2 separate regions of the Homo sapiens genome follow, and region 1 is linked to region 2. Evidence: read pairs that join two places in POLR2A ChIA-PET (ENCODE). Cell type or tissue: A673. All regions are shown on one strand.

What was found. ChIA-PET counts read pairs that join two places held together with the same protein. Peaks named below come from ENCODE experiments on the same cell type or tissue, not always from the same donor. Only the 100,000 strongest peaks of a DNase experiment are listed, where the experiment ranks them.
Region 1: POLR2A ChIA-PET joins it to region 2 with 10 read pairs; 17 of 35 experiments call an interaction of 5 or more read pairs at or near these places.

What each region holds. Positions count from the first base shown.
Region 1 is chr4:109,569,005-109,574,004 of GRCh38, forward strand. The region is part of intron 1 of MCUB (mitochondrial calcium uniporter dominant negative subunit beta); the gene reads left to right. Among named protein-coding and RNA genes, the nearest start is that of MCUB, 11 kb to the left of the region's middle. In A673, no CTCF peak of the experiment used is centred here; no DNase peak of the experiment used is centred here.
Region 2 is chr4:109,436,943-109,441,942 of GRCh38, forward strand. The region is part of intron 1 of SEC24B (SEC24 homolog B, COPII component); the gene reads left to right. Among named protein-coding and RNA genes, the nearest start is that of SEC24B-AS1, 5.6 kb to the left of the region's middle. In A673, no CTCF peak of the experiment used is centred here; no DNase peak of the experiment used is centred here; H3K27ac peaks cover 1,554 bases.

The sequences.
Region 1 (5,000 bases), 130 kb after region 2:
GAACCTTTATACATATTACATTTTCTATTAAAAGTGAACAGTAGTCTTTTTTTTCTTTTTGAGACAGAGTCTGGCTCTGTCACCCAGGCTGGAGTGCAGTGACACGATCTTGGCTCACTGCAAGCTCCGCCTCCCGGGTTCACGCCATTCTCCTGCCTCAGCCTCCCGAGTAGCTGGGACTACAGGTGCCTGCCACCACGCCCGGCCAATTTTTTATATTTTTAGTAGAGACGGGGTTTCACCATGTTAGCCAGGATGGTCTCAATCTCCTGACCTTGTGATCCGCCCGTCTCGGCCTCCCAAAGTGCTGAGATTACAGGCGTTAGCCACTGCGCCTGGCCATGAATAGTAGTCTTAAATCATATTTTGATTAATTGTTTTATTTCAGATATACTTTCATATCAGGATTTTTAAAGGGCATAATTAACAAAATTTAACAAAATATAAATTCTGGAAGGACTGCCTGGCATATAAGTATTTTCTTGGCTATCCCTTTTTTTTTTTTTTTTTTTTTTTTGAGATGGAGTCTCACTCTGTTGCCCAGGCTGGAGTGCAGTGGTGCGATTTTGGCTTACTGCACCCTCTGCCTCCCGGGTTCAAACGATTCTCCTGCCTCAGCCTCCCAAGTAGCTGGGATTACAGGTGCCTGCCACCACACCTGGCTAATTTTTGTATTTTAGTAGAGATGGTGTTTCCCCATGTTGGCCAGGCTGGTCTCGAACCCCTGACCTCAGGTGATTGGCCTGCCTCGGCCTCCCAAAGTGCTGGGATTACAGGTGTGAGCCACCGCTCCTGGCCAGGTCTCTGTGTTACAGCAGCTCTGCCTGTGCCTTATCTTGTTCCAGTGGCTGACCAGCCAACCAAAAGTTTCTAAATAGATTGAGACATTGTGAGATGAATGCTGTTGGAGGCTGTCAGGAAGCAATATAAAGAAGTTCCGAGAATGGTAATCCATGGTTAAACCTGAAATAGAAGAGGGCATGTAATGCATGTTATAGAGCATAACATTTTGTCTCATGCTCTCTTGGCCTGCCACTCACCCATACTATTTCTGGTTAAAAATCCATCTTTGACATCACTACTTCCATAAATAGAGCCTTTCCTGATTACCTAGATGAAAATCATCTTTCTTTCATCTATCTCCATATAGTGTTTATTTTACTGCTCATTTGGTACTTCTGTACTCCCTTGTATTAGGGCTTTTTTATGTATTGAGCTTACCACCATGCCTGCATCCCCCCATGTACCTTCTCTTTCTCTGTACATTGTAATCTCGAAGATCAGGTGCTGTATCTTTTATATCTTTGGGAATGTATATCTTTGTATTTCTTATTCTGCTAGTACAGGTACTTGTCCTAGTGTTAAATGAATGAGGTATAAGGAGATAGCTGTCATTGTCTTTATGAGAAATTATGTTGGTCTATGTCAGAGATTGGTAAACTTTTCCTGTAAAGGTCCAAATAGTAAACATTTTCACTGTTGGTGGCCTTTGGCCTCTGTCCAAACTACTCAACTTTGCCATTGTAGTGCAAAAGCAGCCATAAATAGTACCTAAATGAATAAGCATGGTTGTGTTCCAATAAACTTTATTTTCAGAAATGGCCACAGACAAGATTTGGCCCATAGGCTGTAGTTTTGGCCAGCTTCTGGTCTGTAGACTCAATATCAAGATTTTGGAAGTACTAATACAGATGTTATGCTAGAGGACTAATTTAGATGTAGCAATACCGTATATGTATAGTGGGATGAGATAAGTACGTTAATAAGGACCAATTACGAAGTCATGGTTATTGTACATGGAGCTGGAATAACAGGAATGGATACAATGGAAAAACAGGAGGAATGTAAAGATGTGTAGAGATTTCAGCAGTTTTCTGTGTTAGCCTTATAACTAACCATGAGGCCACAATGCCTGGCAAGTATGAGAGAAGGAAGAGAATGGGAATGCTAGGACTAAGATGTATAATGAATTCCTGTCTGAAGTCAAGGGAAGAATCAGAGTCAGTAGTGAGTTGCATTTCCTATGAGAGAAGTGACATGATGGATGAAAAGGAAAAGGCTTGGCTAAGGAACATTCAAGGCAGTGCATTGGCACAGGTGTTTATTCCAATAGGTTTATTTCTCTTTAGAATCATTAAACCATGGGTATCTTTCATCTAGCCCAACATTAGAACTTAGTGTGTGTATGTTTTTCCTTCTTTTTCCTTCCCCAAACTGTTTTTTTAAGAAACGAATTTTATATATCTTTCTGGTTCAGAGTAAGCTGTGCTGCTGAAACAAAAAAACCTAATGATTAAACTTTATTTATTTATTTATTTATTTATTTGAGACTGAGTCTCACTCTGTCACCCAGGCTGGGGTGCAGTGGTGCGATCTTGGCTCACTGCAACCTCCGCCTCCCAGGTTCAAGCAAGTCTTCTGTCTCAGCCTCCTGAGTAGCTGGGACTATAGGCACACGCCATCCTGCCCAGCTAATTTTTGTATTTTTAGTAGAGATGGGGTTTCACCATATTGGTCGCCCTGGTCTCCAGCTCCTGACCTCAGGTGATCCACCCTCCTCGGCCTCCCAAAGTGCAGGGATTACAGGCATGAGCCACCGTGCCAGGCTATTGTTAAAGCCAGTTTTTTCCCTCTTAGGAAATGGTTCTGTGATGAGCTCTACAGGTCAAGCAGTAGCTCTGCTCCACACAGTCATTCAGGGAGCTAAGCTGACCTGTTCCTTTGTCATCTCTACATGTGACTTCCAAAGTCAAAAGTGCACAGAGGATGTTTCAGTTTTGCAAGATGTTATGGCCTAGGCCTGGAGTGTTACATATCTTGTGTGTGTGTTCCATTGAATATTTTATTGAATATGTCACATGGTCACATTTAGCTTCAAGAAGGCTGAGATATGTAGTCCTGGCCAGGAACCACATTCTAGCTAAAAGTTGATTACTGTGGGAAGAGGAAGAATGGATTCTAGCAGATGTTTAGCTACATCTGCCACAGTCCCCTTGTCCAGAAACGGGGTAGTTTTGTTTTGGGGGTCACTGAATTTCCAAGACACTATTGAGCCTCACTTATAAGTGTTCCTCAGCAATAGATATTTACAAGGAAACTTTATTTCTCTCTGAAAAACTTAAAAAGTAATTTGAGCTAGAACAGGAACATTTGACACCTTATTGGGTTCATTATAAGCCGCCCTCCAGGCGTATCATAATAGAAAAGGATATAGTCTTGTACACTTACACACTAAGGAAGAGAGAGAAATACATTATAATGGTTAAATTAGAATTTGAGGCCAGAACTGAAGTTTATGCAATAACATCTGATAAGGAAGAAAATAAATATAGCTGAGAAAAGATGCTGACGATATGGTTTTAGGGAGGACTTACTTTAGAGGAATTCTGGTGATTAATAGCTAAATGAGCAATAATAGTTATTAAAAGTATTATGCATATCTGGTACATTAATTTAGTAGCATTTTATAGACAAGCTTGTTATAAATATGTTCTAAAAACTGGAAATCTTAGATATTTAGGATAGTTGAAAGATGTTAACTAACTGTATCTCAGAATAAAACGTGTCTTAGTATATAATATCATAACTGACACTAATTCACTCTAGTTCAGGGTATATTTAGAAAGAGATTAATAACTATATTAGCATGACTTCATATAATGAAGTCATGTTATTTACTTAATTACGTCACTTATATACTTGGTTTTTTAATTTGTCAGATTTGGATGTCACTATTGATCAGTTTCAAATGCATAACTTTGAGATATTAGATATATTTTCAATGGCTTTTCATACTACTACAATATAATTATTGCTTTATATAATGAAATGGCTAGATTGCCATAGCTACATTATATATTTCTTGAACTAGTCACTCTTGTGTATTGTCTGTGGAATATTAGTAAGGCTTCAATTAATGAGTTGTCCAAAGTGCTATTTATAATATGTACATATATGTAGTATTGGAAGTATTTAATATTATTATTACTGATATAAACATATTATAAACTGTACCTGTGCCCAGCAATGTCAAAACATAAAATATCATTGTAGGTCCTGTGGAATTGTCTTTTTCTGGAGTCTTATTATTCTCATCCTACACTGCACCAGACTAATCTGCACTTAGTAAGCACATATTAACCATTGCTTTAAGAATATTAGGAACAGATTGGGCACGGTGGCTCACGCCTGTAATCCCAGCACTTTGGGAGGCCGAGGTGGGCAGATCATGTGGTCAGGAGATAGGGACCATCCTGGCTAACACTGTGAAACCCCATCTCTACTAAAAATACAAAAAAATTAGCCACGCGTGGTGGTGGGCACCTGTAGTCCCCACTACTCGGGAGGCTGCGGCAGCAGAACCGCGTAAACCTGGGAGGTGGAGCTTGCAATGAGCGGAGATCGCGCCACCACACTCCAGCCTGAGCGACAGAGTGAGACTCCATCTCAAAAAAAAAAAAAAAGGAAGAGTGGTAGAAACAAAACCGATTTAGCAATGCTAGGAAAAGGTTGTTTCTCTTAATGGGGGAGAAAAGTATGTATAGGATGAGGGAGTCCTGGCTTGGTAGTTGTGTACAAAGGATCTGGAAGTTTCCGTTGATCCACTCATGAATGATGGATTCTAGAAGCTAGTATGGCTCCTAACTAATTGAAGAGAAATGCAGCATCTGATTACAGCAAGAAACAGTTCCATTTCATTACATTGGGATTGTCACATTGATTGTCAGACTGAGTCAAGGGCATTGTGTTTTGTTACTGGGGCAGTACTTTACAAAGAACACTAACAAAGCTGGACAGGGAGGTGCATTCAGAAGATGATTAAGATGGTGAGAGTTCTTGTAGGAGATGATTAAAAGGGTTGAATTTTTTTTTTTTTTTTTTTTTTTGAGACAGAGTTTCGCTCTGTTGCTCAGGCTGGATTGCAGTGGCGCAATCTCGGCTCACTGCAGCCTCCACTTCCCAGGTTCAAGCTATTCTCCTGCCTCAGCCTCCCAAGAAGC
Region 2 (5,000 bases):
TTAAATGTTTTCCTGACTTCCACAAGCCCTTCTACCAAAGTAATTGAACCTAAGGAGGGGGTAGTAGAAACTCCAGTTTGTAACTGGTTCCTCAGAAGTACAGATGGCAACCTGCTACTTGTGATACTTATGATAGGCATCTGAAGTGGGGAGCCATCTTGTGGGACTGAACCCTTAATCTGTGGGATCCGAGTCTAACTTCAGGTAGGTAGTGTCAGAATTGAATTGAGTTGGAGGACCCCCAGTTGGTGTCTGTTGGGGAAAAATAAAAACAAAAATTCACACATCTGGTCACAGAAGTGGTCTGTGCAGAATGAGAGTAGAGTGAAAGAAGTTTTTTGTTTTTTATTGTTTGTTTTAGAGACAGGGTGTCACTCTGCCACCCAGGCTGGAGTCAGTGACTCCATCATAGCTAACTGCAGCCTCAACCTCCTGGGCTCAAGTGATCCTCCTGCCTCAGCTTCCCAAGTAGCTAGGACTATAGGCATGCACTACCACTCCTGGCTAATTATTTTTATTTTTATTTTTGTAGAGACTGAGTCTCACCATGTTGCCCAGGCTGTTCTCTAACTCCTGGCCTCAAGTGATCGTCCTGGCTAGACCTACCAAAGTCTTGCGATTATAGGTGTGAGCCACTGGGCTGGGCCCTGTTTTTTCTTTTACAAGTGGTTAGCAAATGGCAAACTTTTTTTGTTTGTTTGAGACGGAGTCTCGCTGTGTCGCCCAGGCTGGAGTGCAGTGGCACGATCTCAGCTCACTGCAACCTCCACCTCCTGGGTTCAAGCGATTCTCCTGCCTCAGCCTGCTGAGTAGCTGGGCCTACAGGCGCACACCACCACTCCTGGGTAATTTTTGTATTTTTAGTAGAGATGGAGTTTCACCATGTTGGCCAGGATGGTCTCCATCTCCTGACCTTGTGATCCACCTGCCTCGGCCTCCCAGAGTGCTCGGATTACAGACGTGAGCCACCGTGCCTGGCCCACAAACGTTTTTTAAGATTTGTTTTTCCAAAGGATATTGTATATAGATCCCTGATAGAGAAATCAGAAAAAAGCAAAGTGGTTGCGGTTAAAATAGAAGTAGAAGTTCAGTTGTTTTTAAGCACAGTTTGAAAAACACATAGTTTGGATCCCTACCTTTACAGATGAAATGAAGATTCAGAAAGGTTAAGTAGGTACATTTTCTACCAATTCTGTGAAAGCTTTGTGAGGGTGGCAGTTTTTTCTGTCTCTTGTTCACGTTGTATAATAAGAGCCTAGAACAGTATAGGCAAGTTACAGGTATTCATTAGACATGTATTAAATGAAGTCCATTTTATTTTTGCTAATTCCAACTCTAGATCTCTTCTTAAAACTTTTTGTCTGTTTGTTTATTTATTTATTTATTTTAGAGACAGAATCTCACTCTGTCACCCAAGCTGGAGTACAGTGTTGCCATCATAGCTCACTGCAGCCTTGAACTCCTGGGCTCAAGCAGTCTTCCCACCATGGCTTCCTGAGTAGCTGGGACTATAGGTGTGTGACACCATACCCAGCTAACTTTTAAAAAAAAATTTGTAGAGACTGATCTCAAACTCCTGGCTTCAAGTGATCCTCCCATCTAGACTTCCCAAAGTGCTGGGATTACAGGCATGAGCCACCATGCCCAGCCTAAAGATCTCTTTCTGTTAACAGACTCTAAGAAAATTCTTTTTAGAAACTTTGATGTTTGAGAAGAAAGGAATAGAGAGGCAGAAAACCTAGTCTTCATGATCACTTTTACTTGTTTTCTAGGTGTAACTGCTAGCATGTTTCCTCCACTTATTCGAAGATACAGCTTGACTTGATTTCAAGTCTGTGAAATCTTTCTCTTAAGCTTCCTTCCTTGGTGTTGTATTTCTATCCTTCATTTTTCATTGAGCAATATATGGATTTTTAAAACTATTTGTATTTCCATACCAAGCATTAATTGAATATTTCTTACCTTTTACTCTGCCTTTTGGGATTCCTTCCAAAGCTGAGTCCTCAAACGTAGGAAGACTGACTAAAGTAATAGCCTGGTAATGAACTTGTTGGGAGGTGAGGGGATGGGGCAGTCAGATTTAATAATAAGCTGCTGCTTTTTAATTTTACTTTTAGGAAGCAAATGGTGTTCATTTTCAAATGAAAGTATATTTTAATCCTTCCATATGCCCTTTTCCAGAATGAAACTACAGTTTTATCACTTTAATTGTTAATAATGCAAGAAAGATGAGATAGTAATGGGAATTACTAGAACTCACTATGGAAGATGTAAATAAACATACCATTCATACAGCAGTACTATCGGGTCAGTCACTGGAAACCCTTAAACTTTGAGGGCACATGCAGCATTTAAAATGATATAAATCTCCCTAGTGTATCTCAAATAAGTTCCTTTTGATCAGAGCCACATCAGTGTCTCAGGTTTCTAGTCTCCATTTATAGCTAACCGGAAGCATCAGGTCCTCTCATGAATATACCCCTGTGGTATTAAAGTGACTGTGTCTGAATACATAATTTCCTCCTAAGCTGATTTTTTTTTTTTTTTTTTTTTTTTTTTTTTTTTTTTTTTTTTTTTGAGACTGAGTTTCAGTCTTGTTGACCAGGCTGGAATACAATGGCACAATCTCAGCTCACTGCAACCTCCGCCTCCCGGGTTCAAGCGATTCTCCTGCTCAGCCTCCCGAGTAGCTGGGATTACAGGCATGCGCCACCATGCCTGGCTAATTTTGTATTTTTAGTAGAGACAGGGTTTCACTATATTGATCAGGCTGGTCTTGAACTGCTGACCTCAGATGATCCACCCGCCTTAGCCTCCCAAAGTGCTGGGATTACAGGCGTGAGCCACTGAGCCTGGCTCTAAGCTGATTGATAGATATCTCAAAGATCTTAAAGTAGGCCGAGCATGGTGGCTTACGCCTGTAATCCAAGCACTTTGGGAGGCTGAGGCGGGCGGATCACTTGAGGTCAGGAGTTTGAGACCAGCCTGGACGACAGGATGAAACCCGTCTCTACTAAAAATACAAAAATTAGCCAGGCGTGGTGGCAGGTGCCTGTAATCCCAGCTACTCGGGAGGCTGAGGCAGGAGAATCACTTGAACCTGGGAGGTGGAGGTCGTGGTGAGCCAAGATTGTGCCATTGCACTCCAGCCTGGGGGACAAGAGCGAGACTTCGTCGCAAAAAAAAAAAAAAGATCTTAAAGTATTCACTCCATATGTAAACAAGGGTCTTATATCTGGGTTTAATTTTTATTTTTTATTGCTATATATATTGCTTTAGTTGTTTGCAGTGTCTTTTCACTCCCTTCCTCTCCCCCCAAGTTTCTGGGATTGTAGCAGTAATTAATTTTGTAAACCATATTCATTGCCACCACTAGTATTTCATGTTACTTTATCTTTCCAATTCATCTGTAATTCCTGAAGTATTTTATGCTAAAGGTATTAGAATAATTTTCTTTCCTAGAAATGAGGCATCTTCATTGTCAGCATTGTTAGAAAAGATCATGTTATATATATTCAGCCCTGGAGAAGCTACTATTTTCAATAGGCTGAGCATACTCAGAATTGTCCAGAAGGAGTGGACTAGTGAAAAGGTTGTAGGCTTTGATATAGCCCAAATTTTTGTGGAGAAACTTACTTAACATGCTTCAGAGTATAATAATACCTTTCTTACAGAGTTGTTTATAGAACTACATTTAATAAGGTACTATTTTTAAAGTACTTAGCCCTAGAAGGAGCTTAGCAATTAGAGTCCCTCCCTTCCATTTTCTTCAGAACACCGTTTTATAAATTCTTCAGGTGGCAGAAACCATATGAGTTTTCTTCATCATATGCCCAGTAGTAGCAGCTTGTAATAGGCACTCAGTTAAGTGAACTTGGTTTCCTATTCGTTATTGCTTTTGAAGACTGGCCACTGACAGGAGTCTGTGTGCCAGCTCCCTCTCCCCTTTTTTGTATTTAAGGCTCAATCACTATTTTAGTCTTCTCTTTATTTTCTTCTGCTTTCCAGTCCTCCATCCCTTATGTCCGCAAATGCATTCTTGGAAGGTTTCTGGTAATAGGCCATCTATTTTAGCTAGTTTGCTTATGGAAAGGTAAGTTTAATGGGTTTTAAGTTTTCTAAAATTGTGTGCCAGAAGTCATTTGTAACAGGAACTGAGGAAAAGCAGGATGAAGTAGCGAGAGGGAGTGGTAAAATCATGTCTTGCCTAGCCAGTGGCCAAGTCTTAACTTGTTTTCCTTAGGATTTCTGATTAATGGATATTGTGAAATGAGGTATAAGCCTGGCTTTGGAACCAGCAATGCCTGGCTTCTTTGCTCCTTACCAACGATTTGAATTCGTATGAATTAGTGGGCTTTCATGGCCCTGTTTATTTGTATATAAAAGATGATAGTGATACTTCACAGAATTGTTTGAGAAGCATATCAGATTATATGTAGAAAAGCAAGGTATCTGGCATGTAGTAGATTCTGAACCAATATTGATTTTCTTTTCTTTCTGTATTTTGAGACAGGGCCTCACTTTGTCACCCAGGCTGGAGTGCAGTGATATGATCACAGCTCACTGCAGTCTTGACCTCCCCGGGTTAAGGTGATTCTCCCACTTCAGCCTCCTGAGTAGCTAGGACTACAGGGGCATGCCACTATGCCCAGCTAATTTTTGTATTTTTTGTAGAGATGGGGTTTCACCATGTTGCCCAGGCTCAAGTGATTCTCCTACCTTGGCCTCCCAGAGTGCTGGGATTACAGCGTGAGCCACCATGTGTGGCCTTGGTTGTCTTTTGGCCCCTCACTCATAGCACTCATTGTCGTGGTATCCAAGAAGGATAATTGATGTTGTAGCAGGAATAATCTATACTTAATGCAGTGAGATTTAATCCAGTTGTTTACATAGCCTGTGTCTGTAGGCTCTGTCCGCCAGCGGTGACTGGAACAGTTACCTTCATCCTCAGGTATATTTGCAGTTTATGGAATGTAGGAGAGAAAGAATACAAGAAAACA